3 separate regions of the Homo sapiens genome follow, and regions 1 and 3 are each linked to region 2. Evidence: chromatin loops called from intact Hi-C (ENCODE). Cell type or tissue: CD4-positive, alpha-beta T cell. All regions are shown on one strand. Links, peaks and the distances in the headings refer to the core of each region. The heading gives the core; the rest is flanking DNA.

Region 1 (5,312 bases), core at 922-4,921, 550 kb before region 2:
TCTTATTGGATTAATTACGTATTAAATCATTTGGGGTCCCTGACCAGCAAATATGGGAAAGAATCAGAATAACAGACTAGGAAATTAATTCAAGGAGATACAAAAGCACCATCCACGGTTTCCAGACCTTTACTAATAGAAAGGGTGGCAATCTTGTAAGTTTGTGGGTTCAGAGCATCCCTTTACATCTAACCAACATCATCTCTTTCATCTAAATTGTGCTTCATTATTTCAACTCCCCAAATTTGATGAACCCATCTACAAATATGTGAGCAGGATGAGAAAGGGAAGATTTTGTAAACCATAAAAACCATAAAGCAATATCCAATTTTATTGCTAAAGAAAGAGGTGAATTTATTCAGGATGTTCACTATGAACCAAAGGTAGAGATTGGGAGGAAGACGGACCTGAAAGGCTGTGATCATTTAGCCACCTACCATTCATTACCGTCAATTTAAAGCACTGGAGTTTGCTGTGCTGCAAAAGGAGGAAAGCAATGCCTGCCCTGCCAACCTTCCAGGGTGAATGAAATCAAATGAGTTACATCTCAAAGTGCCCCTAATTAGCAAACACTGTATCAGCTTGAACTATGCTTTGAAAGGTACACTCAAATGTACTGATGGCAGTACAAAACTATAAGGTTTATTTGGAAAGCAGGTTGTCAAATGTTTCAATAACCATGAAAATATTCATACTTTTTGACCCAGTAAAATTCCCCGGAGTGATCTATTCTAAGGAGATATCCAAGTAAATGAAGAAACTACACATCATAGTCAATACACTGTTAATCTGTTAACAGCCAAGTAATCATTACACAAGTGTTTAATGAGTGGTTACCATGGGTCAGGCACTGTGGACACCCGCTGGTAATCAGGGCAGACAAGACCCTGGCCACTTGTAGCTGACCTTCCCACAAGCAGAAGGGTTATGGATGTCATGATTAACCAAATTTTCTGGTTATCATGATTTTGTATCCTGCTTTTTTCACTCAATGTCAGCAAGTTGTTACTGATTTTGTCTTAATAATGTGAAACTCCATTACGTTGTCTATTTTTTTCTCTTTTTCAGAAAAGCTCAGAAGAAACAGACACAATCTGGTAAGAATTGTTAGTAATAAAAGGGTTGTCCCTATGGGGTGGTTTAATCTCAGAGATTTTTGCCTTAGATACACCAGACTATTAAGAGATAATTTTACAAGACATTTTGAGGTCAAGGCAGCAGCTGCACCCAGCAAAGGGGTGGGGGTGGGGGATTTGCTGTTATTATAATTTTCTCCGGCATGCTCTTTCACGAGATATGAATATAAACCCTTTCTTAAAAAAAAGTCATATTTAAGAGACTTATATTTCGTATTCACAAGTACATCAGTGCAGTCCCTTACACTTGTATCCAAAACGCTAATTACGATAAAGCTTTATAAGTAATTTCAGTTTGTTCCATAATAGAATGGTTCATGTGAAGACTTTGATCTGAAAGATTAACACTTTCTGTAGAAACCAAAGGGCGCATCTTCTAGAACACGGGTTTTGAGTTAATTTAGGCATTCAACAGAGGCCACTGTTACAGGGAATGCAAAAATGACCCGATGTAACTCTTTGTTGAGCTTTAAAATTACTGTAATTTTCAAAGTGATCTTGGGAACCCATAAAATCTTAACAAAGATCATAGCGACGCACAGTTCAGGAGAATTTTCCAAGCTTAGTGACTCATGCGTTCAACAAATCTTTACTGAGCGCCTACTGGGTGCCAGGCACCGTGCTAAGCAGGCGCCGTGTTACACATCCGTATCAAGTTTTGGGGAAAAGGTACTTGACAAAGACCCAGCAGGGAAAAACACAGCGTTGAATTGAAAAACCGAAGACAAAACGACACTCGAGTATTTAATTTTGTAAAAGGTTCCTTCCTAGTCCTGCTATGGGGGACTTTGCAGCGAACTTGCAGAAGGCGGCAGATAGAGCTGGGGTCTGAGGGTGTCTTCGATATGGCAACTCCCCAAGCCCGAGAGCGCGGCCAAAGGTGAGGGGTGCGGGGAGAGGGCGCCCGGGCGGCCTGGGCCCCGCGCACCTGGCACGGCCGGCACGGCCAACCCGGCAGGCACCACTGGGCGGGCTGCGAACCCGCGGCCCGGGCCCCGCTGAGCCCGAGCTGCACTGGCGCAGTGGCTGCTCGCCACCTCGGGCCGCATTCTTGCCACGGCTCCCGCCAGCCGCCGGTGCTCGGGCTGGAGGTGGGCTAGCGCGTTCTGGCCTCTGGCTTCCCGGGCGTGCGCGGACCAAGGCTCACTCCCTCACACGTCCCCCACCGGCCCCGACACCTTCCCTTCCCGGGCCTGCCTCCCGTCTTTACCCTAGCGGCGACCACGGCCAGCGACTCTCTTCAGGCTGCCAGCGGTGCGGACAGGGGCGGGCGCCAGAGCCCTGCTCGCGGAGGGGCGAGGCGAGCGCTCTAGGCCCGCTCCCGGCGCGGGGCGCGGGAGGGCGGCGAGGCCGCGACCGGGGCCGTGGGCTTGGAACTCTGCACCAGTCCCAGGCTACCCGCTGGGAACGCATTCGCCCCACCCGCGCCGGGGTCGCGGCCCCGCCTCCCTCCCCGGGGCTGGGCAGCGAGAAGGCGGGGCCTTCGAGCTTGAGGCGGGGCGGGCAGGAAACTACAATTCCCAGCAGGTCTTGCGCTGGGGCCGTGGAGGCCGCTGGGAGAGTGGCTCTCCTTTGGCTTCCCCAATTGTGTGGGGGCTGCCATTGACCCGGTGTCGCCGCAGAACCGAGGTCGCCGAGTGATGATGTTGTGAAGTCGCCCGCCTGTCCCTGCCACGCCCGGGCGGTTGCTGGCAGTGGGAGCAGCGGCAGCAGCTTCGGCTGCTGCTTTCAGGCTGCCGCTGCATTAGGGGCTTCCTGAGGAAGCGCGGGCGGACGACAGAGGATGCCGAACCACTCCAGTGAGTAAGCTGTCCGCGCAGAACCCGAACTTGCCCTTGACAACTTCCCCGGAAAGCGGAGGGACCTCCTCGTCCCAAGGTCCTCCGGTACCCGGAGGTCACGCGCGGACGTCGGAGCCGGAGGCTGGGTGCTGGAGGGCTGGGTCCGGGTCCCGCGGTGAGGCGTGGGTTGTTTCCTAAGTGTGGGTGCAAAGTAATGGGCGCTAGGCGCTGGCGTCGGTATTCAGCCCAGCTGCACATCTGAGGCTTGGCAGCTTCTCATAGCGCCTTATCCTCTGCCATACAGCATCCATCTGGAGCCCTGTCTTTTAGGATGAGTGGCTTTAGGGTCGGGCATTAAACCTTAAGCTTCAGTCGCCATCTGTGATGTAAGTGGGAGGAGAGGGTATTGGAAAGAGCTCTTTCTGGGTCAAATAGAGTTGGGCTTTTCTTGCAATTGATTTTGAGCCAGATGCCACATATCTTGAAAAAGAAAAACGGCTGACTTTAGTTTGAAGCGTAAATAATAGATATTCGCACATGTCCTTTTTAGTAGCAGCCCAAAAATTGAATTTCAACTTAAAAAAAAATCTGCGTCATAATAATAGGGATGTTACTTGCTCTTGCTCATGCACCTTTTGCTTAGACCTGCTGTTTCTACGTCAGAAAAAAAAAAAAAAAAGGTAACTTCACAGGATATTCATCAAGTTGATGGAATGGACCATAGGAACAAAAGGAACACTTTCAGTTCTTGGTCTCCGTAAATCTTCCCGACCTTTAGATCTTTGCTGTTGACTTGGAAGTCTGAGGTACAGTAGTCTCCAAATAGCAGGTTAATGGTGGTGACATGACACTTAAAAACAAATTGTGAAGGACATTTGGAGGTGAGAAAGGTCAGGGATGAAGACATTTTATCATCCTAGCAGTTATTCCAACTTTCTTTTCTTTTTTTTTTTTAAGACAGAGTCTCGCTCTGTCGCCAGGCTGGAGTGCAGTGGGGTGATCTCGGCTCACTGCAACCTCCGCCTCCCGGATTCAAGCGATTCTCCTGCCTCAGCCTGCAGAGTAGCTGGGACTACAGGCGCGCACCACCACGCCCAGCTAATTTTTGTGTTTTTAGTAGAGATGGGGTTTCACCATGTTGGCCAGGATGGTCTCGATCTCTTGACCTCATGATCCACCCGCTTTGGCCTCCCAAAGTGCTGGGATTACAGACGTGAGCCGCCACACCCAGCTCCAGTTTTCTATTTTTAAAATTAAGTAATGTCCAGCAAGTCTCAGACATTTAGCAAGCACATACCATGTGAAAGACAGTGTTTTGTTATCTTACACACTTATTCATATGATGGAAGAGGTTTGTTAGAAAGAACCAACATTTGGCCGGGCGCTGTGGCTCACTCCTGTAATCCCAGCACTTTGGGAGGCCAAGGAGGACAGATCTCCTGAGGTGGAGAGTTCAAGAACAGCCTGACCAACATGGAGAAACCCGTCTCTACTGAAAGGAAATACACCAGCCTGGCCAATATGGTGAAACCCCGTCTCTACTAAAAATACAGAAATTAGCCGGGCGTGGTGGCACGCGCCTGTAGTCCCAGCTACTCGGAGGCTAAGGCAGAAGAATTGCTTGAACCCGGAGGCAGAGGTTGCAGTGAGCCAAGATTGCACCCCTGCACTCCAGCCTGGGCAACAGCGAGACTCCATCTCAAAAAAAAAAAAAAATTAGCCAGGCATGGTGGCACATGCCTGCAGTCCCAGCTACTGAGGAGGCTGAGGCAGGAGAATCGCTTGAACCCAGGAGGCGGAGGTTGCGGTGAGCCAAGATCGAGCCATTGCACTCCAGTCTGGGCAACAAGAGTGAAACTCAGTCTCAAAAAAAAAAAAAAAAAAAAAGAACCAACATTTTAGTATTTGCAATCTGCCAGGCACCCCAGGTGGGAGCTCTTCATACTTTAGCTCACTTAATCACTTTAACAAACCTATCACACTAATCTGAGGCTCAAAGACTTGCTTATGTAACAAGGGGAGATTTAAATCTAGATCTGCCTTGCTTCCAAGTCACAGATCAGGTAACTAATACGTACTTCAGAAATTATAGACTTTAAAGGTTGAGTGGTTAAAGAGGATTGTCTAGTGTTATTGTCTAAGACTGGTTCCAACACACACCTTGGACATCTGGAATAAGTCCTGAACCCCTGCTTTAGTACTTTTGAACAAACTGATTCTCTCTGCCTACAATTCCCATTTCTTACTGAACTGCTCAGTAAGACCCGAAAAGCCCATTCCAAATCCATCTCACTTATGTAAGAAATTATAAGACTGGACTTTTATCAAAAGGTTCTTTTCAGTTTACAGGTTTTGTGAGTCTGCAAATAAAAATATGACCCTGCTGGGTGTGGTG
Region 2 (5,312 bases), core at 548-4,547:
CAAAAGCATGAAGTAAAAATTACATGTGGTATGGTAAAATAGCACAAATCATAAAAGCAATCTAAGAATGCCTAAAATGGAGGGAATATTGCTTTAGCCAGATTACCTGAGAACGCAGTCCTCAGGTGGAGAAAGGTGTATCTGCCCTGCCCAACCAGCAGCAGGCAGGCAGGGGCCTCGCAGCCCAGCGCAGGTGCTGTTTAGAAAGGGGCATCCACATGGATAAAAGGCCCAGATTAAATGGGGCAGGATGATATTTTGAGATATCTGACTTTGTTCTTTCTGCTCTGGAATTTCATTCCCTGGCCCTGCCCCCTGCCTGCGGCAGCCAAGTTCATTGCCAGGAGAGGGAAGTGACAGAGCAGAAATCGGGAACAAAGGACTGTGGAAGAAAAAAAAATTACAGGTAAGTCATCTAAAAAGCAATAAAGTAACAGTAATATGAATAATGATTGTGTATACATATTTTCAAAACAACATCCTGATAAATCTCATTCTGATTCTGAAATTTAGGTGAGAGACTGGAATGTAGGCAGAACTAGGAACAAGGACAAACAGAACTTCTTATCACTGCAAAAAGGCTACTACCTAGAAGTGTTCAAGCCCAAGTTTTTCAAGCATAATGTTAACTAACCAAGGGCAGAGATACCCAAATGGATCCATCCCATCTACAATTAAACTAAGGACAGAATCACTTGAGCTCCTTCCAAAGAATGTTAAGTAAACAGATTTTATTCAATCTTTCCTAGAGTTTATAATGAACATTTGTTATTTAATATGGTAGTTATATTACAGTTTTACCTTACGAGCGATAGAACATTTGGTGAATAAGATTAACAAACCGGAAATGATGATACCCTCGAAGACACTCTCTGGAAGCACACCAGTCCCACTGACTCATGTTACAAATTTAAGTTGGCATCCAGCTGATTTGTAGAATGTGTTATCCTGATGTTTCTGCAATTATACCACCTGAAGAGGGTCCCTGTCAGTCTCTGATAGGATAATATTTATCTTATTCTCCAAGTGAGAATCCAGCATATCTCGAAGGTCAGAAAGAAAGCCTCGTTCAGTGTTGCTGTGTTCACAGAGGATGACATTTATTCCTTGGGAAGCAGCATCCAAAGTATCATGATGGGACATCTCACCTACCAAAAAGGGAAGAGCAAATTCTTAAATGCTAAATATGGAATCTGTGGAATGAGGAAACACAAAAGCAGAAATACCAAGTTTGTAGTCTATATGAAGTGAATGTAATAGAGCAGAACTGTTTTACATATAAATCTAGAAAGTAGTGTACAGTTTTCTTTTATGTCCTCCAACTTAAAAAGAGAGAAAAGTCTGGGCGCGGTGGCTCACGCCTGTAATCCCAGCACTTTGGGAGGCCTAGGCAGGCAGATCACCTGAGCTAAGGAGTGCTAGACTAGCCTGGCCAACATGGTGAAACTTCCATCTCTACTAAAAACACAAAAATTAGCTGGGCGTGGTGGTGCGTGCCTGTAATCCCAGCTACTCAGGAGGCTGAGACAGGTGAATAGCTTCAGTCCAGGGCCTGGAGGTTGCAGTGAGCCGAGACTGCACCACTGCACTTCAGCCTGGGTGACAGAGTAAGACTATCTTGAAAATATAAAAATAAAATCCATCCCACTGAGAATTCCAACTTCTTTTTCCTTAGCAGACCCCAAGGCAATTATCCAATCCAACATATCTGGCCAGAACCAGATCTGTAAACACCCATTCAAAGTGTTTCCACGGTAAAATGAATGATCACTGCCAAGTAAAATGAGGCCTTCAGAAAATTTGCCTCTTATGTAAGTAATAAATACCTCTGGAGGAAATTATATGTATACTGCCCAGCAGACTTATGCTTTGTAAGCACCAGTATTTCTGTCGTCAACTTAGTCTAATATATAAGGATGAAATGAATTTAAGATTACTTCCAGGTTAAAAACAAAGTATTTTTCTTTGACTTAAGCAAAATCCCTAGAAACTCTGGAGGGAATCTCATCTGTTGTGAAAAGATTTGGGGAAAATTCATATTCTGAATTTTTAATTTATATTGTTAATTTTTTTTTAGATGGAGTTTTGCTCTGTCACCCAGGCTGGAGTACAGTAGCACGATCTCAGCTCACTGCAACCTCTGCCTCCTGGGTTCAAGTGATTCTCCTGCCTCAGCCTCTCGAGTAGCTGGAATGACAGGCACCCACCACCATGCCTGGCTAATTTTTGTATTTTTAGTAGAGATGGGGTTTCACCACGTTGGCCAGGCTGGTCTCGAACTGCTGGGCTCAAGTGATCTGCCCGCCTCAGCCTCCCAAAGTGCTGGGATTACAGGCGTGAGCCACCATGTCCAGCCTAATATTCTGAATTTCTTAAAATGCAGTTTGTGAATTTGATGACTTCTAATTTAAGAGCAAAACTGTACTGTGTACAATTAGGTTTGTTCTTTAAAAAGTACAATTTTGAACTGTATTTAGAGACAGAAGGGCATATAAATTTAAGAAAAAAGGGTTCTTGGAAAAAAATGAGTTCTCTTTTAATTTTCCCATAAGAAAACACCTATAAGTAAAAAAATGAGTTTTCTTAATTCCAGAATTTTTTAGTTCCCCACAATCTCCTCCTAATAAGTGTCATCTCATTATAAGGAACAGTTTTTATTCAAGCACCTTTTAAAACATCTTAATCTATAATAGTAGAAGTAAAAAGCAAGAAAAAGACACTAAGATGGCCCAGTTGGAAGCCTTGTTTTAGGAAAGGTAAGTCTGGCTGCCTGTACTGTGACAAATTCATTGGCTGGAGAAGGCATGAAAGGGGGGAAATCAGTGAAGACCCTGCAATAATAGCTGAAGCCAATGGAAAGAAAAGCTTGGCCCAGGATGGCAGCTTGGGAAAGAATAAGCAAATGGAGAATGAAAAGACAAATGGGAGAACTTAATTTACAAGGAGCAGGCTCCCCATCTGCTGGTCTTACGGGGTATTACCCTTAACAACCTAATACAATGAGAACACGGCCTCAGGCTCACAGGAAGCGTGATGAAGTTCAGCAGAGGTCCTTTAGGTGGGGCTTCACATCTCTGAAGTTATACTCAAAAGTGATGCCTCACAGACCAGAGACAGCTAATGCTAGCCGGATAATATATTTTCTATTTCTCCCCACAGCCAGATAGGAAGGACATTTTAACATTTTGGAACTGCTTGAATTTATCTTATGCACGTATCATTATACTTTATCATTGTTTTAAAAAACTAGTTTTTAAAAAAGTATAAGGAAACAGATACCCCAAATTGAGAGAGAAGCACAAAACAAAGAGCCTATACTCTTTAAAAATGTCAATGCTATGGAGACAAAGCTGAGAAACTATTCCAGACTGAAGGAGACTAACAACAACTAAATGCAATGTGAGATCATTGGCTGGATATGGATCAGAAAAAGAAATGCTATAAGCTTTTATCAATTGGGAAAATGTGAATATGGACTGTATATCAAGTAAGTGTTTTAACAATATTAAATTCCCATGTTTGATAATTGTTCCATGGACTTAGAATGTCTTTGTTCTTAGACTATACACTGAAGTATTGAGAGGTAAAGAAATTGTCATGTCTGCAATTGATTACAAAATGGTCCTAGGGGAAATACATCAATATATATATAGAACATATTTTAACTTGTATATATTATGTATCTATACATGCAAACACAAATGTGTATAGACACATATATAATATGCACATAGGGAATGTACAAATATGGCAGAATATAACCATAGTAACCAAGGTGAAGAGCATATAGGAGTTCAGTATACTATTCTTGCAACTTTTGCATAGGTCTGAAATTCCTAAGTAAAATGCTAAAATGAATTTTAAAATAGCCAGACACAATACTGTAAGATATTCATATTGAAATTTCACTTTAATCTGGTAGAAATTTAAGGGCTTACAAAAATCTTTTATCTTCAGAAAATATAAAATAAGTAATAGTCACATACATGTTTTGTTTTTTTAAATCAATTTATTGGTTTAGAGCAATTCCATCAGGCTTGCTCAGATGCTGCTCCTCGGTACTTCAGGATGTGACAATGCTTTGAGTGCAGCAGCCTTTGTAAGAGAGTGTGCTATATAACAAAGTGTGGGTGTGGGAGGCAAGGGAAGCATGGAAGTAGCCAAAGGAATGGCCAGAGGGCTAAGAGCCTAGAGCCTGGTCCTCAAAGTGGGAAAAGTAATTCTTTAACTCATTCTCTCCTAACCCTAAGAAGGAGGAGGTAAACAAAGTGGCAACCCCTTAAAATGCCTCCAAATCCTTTGGAGGTGTAAGGGGCCATGTTTGGCCATATTCCTGAGTAGTAACTACATAAAGTAATTCTTTCAATAAAAATTAGCCAGGACCTATTAGGTAGTATCCTAAATGAGAAAGTATAAGGCCCAGCAGCCAGACAATTACTATCCAACAGAAGTGCACATTGGAGGTCAAGGACAAAGTGATAGGGACCCACAAGAGGCAGGAGCAGGACAGTGTCAGAGAAGGCTTCTCAGAGGGGGTGTTCACTTATCACTAGGAGTACAAGGAAAAGGCATTCTAGCCAGAGAAAACAGCATAAGCAAAGGGTACAGGAAAGGGGATGCAATGTTCAGGCTCCACCAGACAGATGAAGGAAATCACTGAAGTCTTTTTAATCAAGACCATCAAATTTGCACTTTGAAAAGTTAATTTCAGGAGAGTATATGGAAGATACCATTAGAGGGTTGATGCTGTACTTCAAGTAGGAGATGGTGCCTGGATAGAGATAAGGGGGAAGATTCTAGAAAGATTTGGGAGCTTGAATTGATAGGAATTGATGATTGGCTTTAGGCTGAGTAAAAGGAACCATTTCCTAGCTAAGGTGACAGGGTAGAAAGTATCCCACTGATGTGAAATCTGAGAGGTTTGGGACAGTTTAGGAAGAATGTAGGTAAAATAAATGCTGACCATTAACTTTTGAGATAATGTAATAAACTGTTCAATGATTTCATCCCTCCACAAAGAATGCAGTAAGTCCCCAGTTCTGTTGTAGTTTCTGTTTAGTTCAGGTTCAGAAAACATTAATTAGGTATCATCTATGTGCCAGGTACTGTCCTAAAATTTGCCATTTTTGATTTTGCAAAAAATAAACCAAGAGAGATCCAAAGTCTGTCCTACCTGTGAGGTAAAGGTCAGCCTCAACACCCTGCAGAACGCTGCTCCCAGAACCAGCACACAGGGCCACGACTTTGACTTGAGACTCTTCAAAACAGAGGAAACAAGAGACCAATACTTTACAATTCCCTTTCATTTTACT
Region 3 (5,312 bases), core at 922-4,921, 330 kb before region 2:
TAATAGTGACTCCTGCATGTGAAGGTTATTACGAGAATCAAATGAGTTAATACATGCAAATTCTTAGAATTCCTGGCATGCAGAGTAAATTCATAATAAGTAGGAACTTAACCAAGAAATAAAAGCCTAAGTATATTGCTTTCATCTAGTGGTCACATTATATAAAAATACATAAATTTTTATAATGTGGTCATATTATCTAAAAATGTGAAATCAGCCGGGTGCAGTGGCTCAGGCCTGTAATCCCAGCACTTTGGGAGGCCAAGGTGGGTAGATCACTTGGGGCCAGAAGTTTGAGACCAGCCTGGCCAACATGGTGAGACCCCCCCATCTCTACTAAAAATACAAAAAAAAAAATTAGCCAGGCATGGAAGCAGGTGCCTGTAATCCCAGCTACTCAGGAGGCTGAGACACGAGAATCACCTGAACCCGGGAGGCGGAGATATCAGTGAGCTGAGATCGCGCCACTGCACTCCAGGCTAGGCGACAGAGCAAGACTCCCTCTCAAAAAAAAAAATAAAAAAGAATAACTTTTCACTATGTGAGCCATTGTCATTTAGTGCATAATGTCTGCGTACTACCCAGTATCCCCTGCGGCTCCTCCACAGTTGTGGGGTCCCGCACTATAGGAAGACAATGCATTTTAGCTCCGAGTACAGGTCTCAAAAACTTGGCTAAATACTTCCCCCATCCACTCATACCAGTGTACAGGGAACAATAATGGATTAATAACCAAAGAGAGGGCGGGAAGGTCCCAACTGGCATCTGCTCCACTCGGCCCACTGGTGTCTAGATAGGGAACAGTAATAGCGTTCACCACTTCTCTTTCCCCCAAACCTCCTCTGGAAATCCCAGGCTTACCTCAATATTCCCAAGGTTCAAGTGACCAACTCAAGGGCTCAGGCGGCCAAGGCCCAACCTCACGTGCCCAGAAAGTGGACGCACCCAGGGGCTGCTCCTGGAAGGAAGGAGAGATGACGGTGAGTAGAAGCCCATGTCAGCCTCTCTGGCTGGGCCCTCCTTCTACTGATGTCTTGACCCGCAGCCCGCAGCCTCTGGGCAAGGAACTAAAGTCGTTTTGAGCCAGCAGGGTCAGACTTCTAGAAGCAGCCAGCTAAGGTAAAATATCTGTCTTCTACTCCCTGGAAAGCAGTCCGGAGAGGTGGAACCAGCCTAGACTTCAGTATCAGGCAGATCTGGATTCAAATCCCAGCTCTGCCTCTCACTTGCTGAGGACTCTAAATACCTCCTTTTGCTCCACCCAGCCTCCATCTTTTCACGTGGAAAAGAACTGCTTGGTAAGGTTGCTGTGGGGAGTGAATAAAGCAATATACATAGTGCTTAATCTCACAGACAGCAGATGCTCCAGAAATGCTAATTCTCTTGCCCACTGGTATTCCTCAGGCAGCCACCAGTCACCTTCTTCTGAAGCTGTTGGCGGGGTACAGGCAGGCAGGAAGCTCAGTCTGAACAACCAGCCTTCAGACCAGCTCAGACACAAGGTGAAACAGAAACCAAAAACTCAGAGCACATGACTTACCTCCTCCAAACCTTTGCTCCAACCACTGCCACTCCCCAGGGAACGCCCTCCTCGTCTCCTCCCGCCCACTGCGGAGAGTGCTCCCATTCTCCACCGTTTATCACACACTTGTTTCTCACTTCCTGGCACTGTGAGTTGTCGTTTATTAACTGGTTTATTTTCTTCTTGGAAAAATAATTTTTTTAAAAAATATACCTTATCTATGCACACAAAGCAGCCCCCCAATTCATGAATGGATATGCTTGTGGTTTGTATTTGCGTTTTAATTACTAAGCAATCTGGCTCATCCCTTTGTGCAAAGCATTGCCTTAGGTTACAGTGTAGGAAACTGTATCAGCTCATCCTAGCACTGTTATAAAGAAATACCTAAGACTGGATAATTTATAAAGAAAAGAGGTTTAACTGGCTCACAGTTCCACAGGCTGTACAGGAAGCATAGTGACATCTGCTTCTGGGGAAGCCTCACTGTATTTATTTATTTGAAGGACTGATTTTTTAACAAAGTGAAAACTTCTCCCATGGCCTCTTCAATGCTTCCTTGAGGTCCCCGCTGTTAACATTTTGATTCTTTCAGACTTTTTCCTAGGCTTATAAAGCCATAGTAATTCTTGCTCTGCCACTTACTAGCTGCGTGACCTTGGGCAAGTTACTTAACGTCTCAGTGCCTTCCTCGGCTCATTCATAAAGTAGCTATAATGATTCCTGCATGTGAAGGTTATTATGAGAACAAAATGAGTTAATACATGCAAAATACTTAGCTCCTGGCATGCAGAGTAAAGACATAAATACATAATAAGTAGAAACAAATATTGTTTTATATACAGAGAGACAAAGAGAGACATCACATATACCATTTTGTTTACAAAAGCAGGGTAAGTATACTGTGCCAGTATCAATCATTGTGTTGCATCTGAGCTCCAAGTCCACTCTGTTCTCTTTGGTGACACCAAGCTACATCCCATAAAAAGATCTCCTTTGCTAGCGGCACAATTTTACTGGCTTTGTCAGTAGAGGGCGCCAGAGGGACGGTGCAAGGCCTAGCAGAGGACTGGATTTCTCTTCCGGGTTCTGGTGCTTCTCTTCCTGCTCTTAACGCCATGACTGCCAGCAGCTTGTAGAACCAGTGGTGCTCACCTTCAGGGAACTTTGGCAGCCTCCCAGCGGGCAGCTTCCTGCTCACCAGCCGGGGCCTGCTGACTGCAGACAGCTTGAGTGCTCTTGTACCTTTAGCAGTTAGCCTTCTTTTACTAGTTAATAATTCTTCATATTACATTTTCCCTTTCAAATTACTGGTGTGCTTTCCATCTCTAACTGGACCCTAACTTTTAGCTCATGCCTGGTATCTACCAGATGGCTTGTAAAATTTATTTAACCATTCCCCTACTGAAGGGAATGTGAGTATTATCGTTTCCAGTTTTCAGCTGTTATACCCTGTGCAGTAGTGAACATGTGTTTTTCATCCACATCACTGTTTTTGAAGGAAAAAAAATCCTGGAAGAGGAATAAATTTCTCTGCCATAGGGTTGTGCATGTAAGTCTTTGGAAAATGTTGTGAGATTGCTCTCCCTATAAGGTTGCACCAATTTATATTTCCAAACATAGGTGTAAGTGCCCACTTCCCCACACCCTCACCAATTATTATTTTTCTTTAACATTTACTAATCTTAGGGGTAATGTCTCATTGTTTTAGTTTGTTTTGTGCAATTACTAAGGAGACTGAACATTTTTTCATAACTTCATTGTCAATTTTTATTTTTTCTGTGAAACACATTGCTTATATCCCTTATTCATTTTTTAGTTGGATTGTCACTTTTTTCTAATTCATAGAAATTATTTGTTGATTCATTCCTAAAAGTGTGTATAGTTTTACAGATTTTATTAAGGGCCTTCATTCTTAGTTATGTAGCAAATATTTTCCCCGATTCATTTCATGTCTTTTTTTATGTGATGAAATACACATAACATAAAAATTACCATTTTCATCATTTTAAGTGTACAGTTCAGTAACATTAAGTACATTAATACTGATGTGTAACCACCACTCATCGCCAAAACATCTTCATCTTCCTAACCTTCATTGTATGTCTTTAAATTCATTCTTTGTGTCTTATATTATACAAAAGTTTTACATTTTTATCTATTCTAATTTATCAACCTTTTCCTTTATGACTTCTGGCTTTTACATCTTGTGTAGGGAAATTTTTGCTGGTGCTGTATTTTCTATATTTTCTTTTAATACCTTTCTAGACTTGTTTTAACATTTTATCTTTAAGCCATTTGACATTTTTGTGCTGGTATGCATGGTCTGAGGTGGGCTTCTAACTTTACTTTCTTGCAGGTGGGGACCTGATTATCCTAACACCTTTTTTAAAAAATCCATCTTTTCGCCTGGTGCAGTGGCTCATGTTTGTAATCCCAGCACTTTGGGAGGCCGAAGCAGGCGGATCACAAGGTCAGGAGATCGAGACCATCCTGGCTAACACAGTGAAACCCCGTCTCTACTAAAAATACAAAATATTAGCCGGGCGTGGTGGTGGGTGCCTGTAGTCCCAGCTACTCGGGAGCCTGAGACAGGAGAATCGCTTGAACCTGGGAGGCGGATGTTGCAGTGAGCCGAGATCGCGCCACTGCACTCCAGCCTGGGTGACAGAGCGTGACTCCATCTCAAAAAAGAAAAAAAGATCCATCTTTTTTTGATTATTTTATTATGTCACTTTTGCCAAAAAGTACCTGCCTTCTCTCCCAAAGCAGATTATCATTTCCTAGAAGGGAGGGACATTTCTTGTATCCATAAGTTTCCTCCTGACCTGGCAGATTGTACATGTTATACATGTTGGTTGGTGATATGACTGATAGGAAGCTGAATGAGAACTAGCACATTTTTAACAAAGCAAAGCAGCAGGTATCAGAACTCAGAATCAAATAAAAGCTGTCCCCCAATTCATGAATGGATATGCTTGTGGTTTGTATTTGTGTTTTAATTACTAAGCAATCTGGTTCATCCCTTTGTGCAAAGCATTGCCTTAGGTTACAGTGTAGGAAACTGTATTAGCTCATCCTCACACTGTTACAAAGAAATACCTAAGACTGGATAATTCATAAGGAAAAGAGGCTTAATTGGCTCACAGTTCCACAGGCTGTACAGGAAGCATAGTGGCATCTGCTTCTGGGGAAGCCTCAGAGAGCTTTTATTCATGGCAGAAGGCAAAGCAAGGGCAAGCATCTTACATGGCAGGAACTTGACCAAGAGAGTGGGGAGGTGCCACACACATTTAAACAACCAGATCTCATGAGAGCTCTATCACAAGAACAGCACCAAAGGGATGGTGCTAACCCATTCATGAAGGATCCATCCCCATGATCCAATCACCTCCACCAGGCCCCACCTCTGACATGGGGGATTACCTTGACGTGTGATTTGGGCAGGGACACACATCCAAACCATATCAGAAACAGAGGATGGGTAAGATATTGTTTCTGCCCTTATGAAGTTTGTGATCCCTAAATGCCCATCACTAAGGTGCTAGCTGGAGCACTGATGATCCATACATTCAATGGAGCTGTAGCAGTCATGAAAAGGATCAAGCAGATCTATATGTTCTGTTGCCCAGGCTGGAGTGCAATGGCACGATCTCGGCTCACCGCAACCTCCGCCTCCCAGGTTCAAGCGATTCTCCTGCCTCAGCCTCCCTAGTAGCTGAGATTACAGGCATGTGCCACCACGCCTGGCTAATTTTGTATTTTTAGTAGAGACGGGGTTTCTCCACGTTGG

Evidence for each region. A loop is a pair of places that touch in the nucleus more often than their neighbours do. Peaks named below come from ENCODE experiments on the same cell type or tissue, not always from the same donor. Only the 100,000 strongest peaks of a DNase experiment are listed, where the experiment ranks them.
Region 1: a loop joins it to region 2, with 2.3 times the contacts of the local background. A loop is called at or near these places in 2 of 110 quality-filtered maps.
Region 3: a loop joins it to region 2, with 13 times the contacts of the local background. A loop is called at or near these places in 33 of 110 quality-filtered maps.

Annotation. Positions count from the first base shown.
Region 1 is chr2:201,448,973-201,454,284 of GRCh38, reverse strand. It overlaps TRAK2 (trafficking kinesin protein 2), which reads left to right and starts at 2,827. Exons shown (of 16, transcript NM_015049.3): 1 at 2,827-2,935. STRADB (STE20 related adaptor beta) reads right to left here and starts at 2,545. Exons shown (of 12, transcript NM_018571.6): 1 at 2,347-2,545. RefSeq lists a silencer at 1,975-2,654 and enhancers at 2,685-3,214, 2,618-3,472. In CD4-positive, alpha-beta T cell, for the core only: no CTCF peak of the experiment used is centred there; a DNase peak (open chromatin) is centred at 2,694; H3K4me3 peaks cover 2,279 bases; H3K27ac peaks cover 988 bases.
Region 2 is chr2:200,899,330-200,904,641 of GRCh38, reverse strand. It overlaps NIF3L1 (NGG1 interacting factor 3 like 1), which reads right to left. Exons shown (of 7, transcript NM_001369441.2): 6 at 5,174-5,257; 7 at 717-1,148. The coding sequence ends at 964. Among named protein-coding and RNA genes, the nearest start is that of NIF3L1, 13 kb to the right of the region's middle. In CD4-positive, alpha-beta T cell, for the core only: CTCF peaks have their summits at 2,817 and 3,018; a DNase peak (open chromatin) is centred at 3,001.
Region 3 is chr2:201,229,662-201,234,973 of GRCh38, reverse strand. It overlaps a transcript of CASP8 not described here. Among named protein-coding and RNA genes, the nearest start is that of CASP8, 28 kb to the left of the region's middle. RefSeq lists enhancers at 323-442, 2,540-2,789. In CD4-positive, alpha-beta T cell, for the core only: a CTCF peak has its summit at 2,561 (motif pointing right); DNase peaks (open chromatin) are centred at 983, 1,523 and 2,573; H3K4me3 peaks cover 1,368 bases; H3K27ac peaks cover 1,139 bases.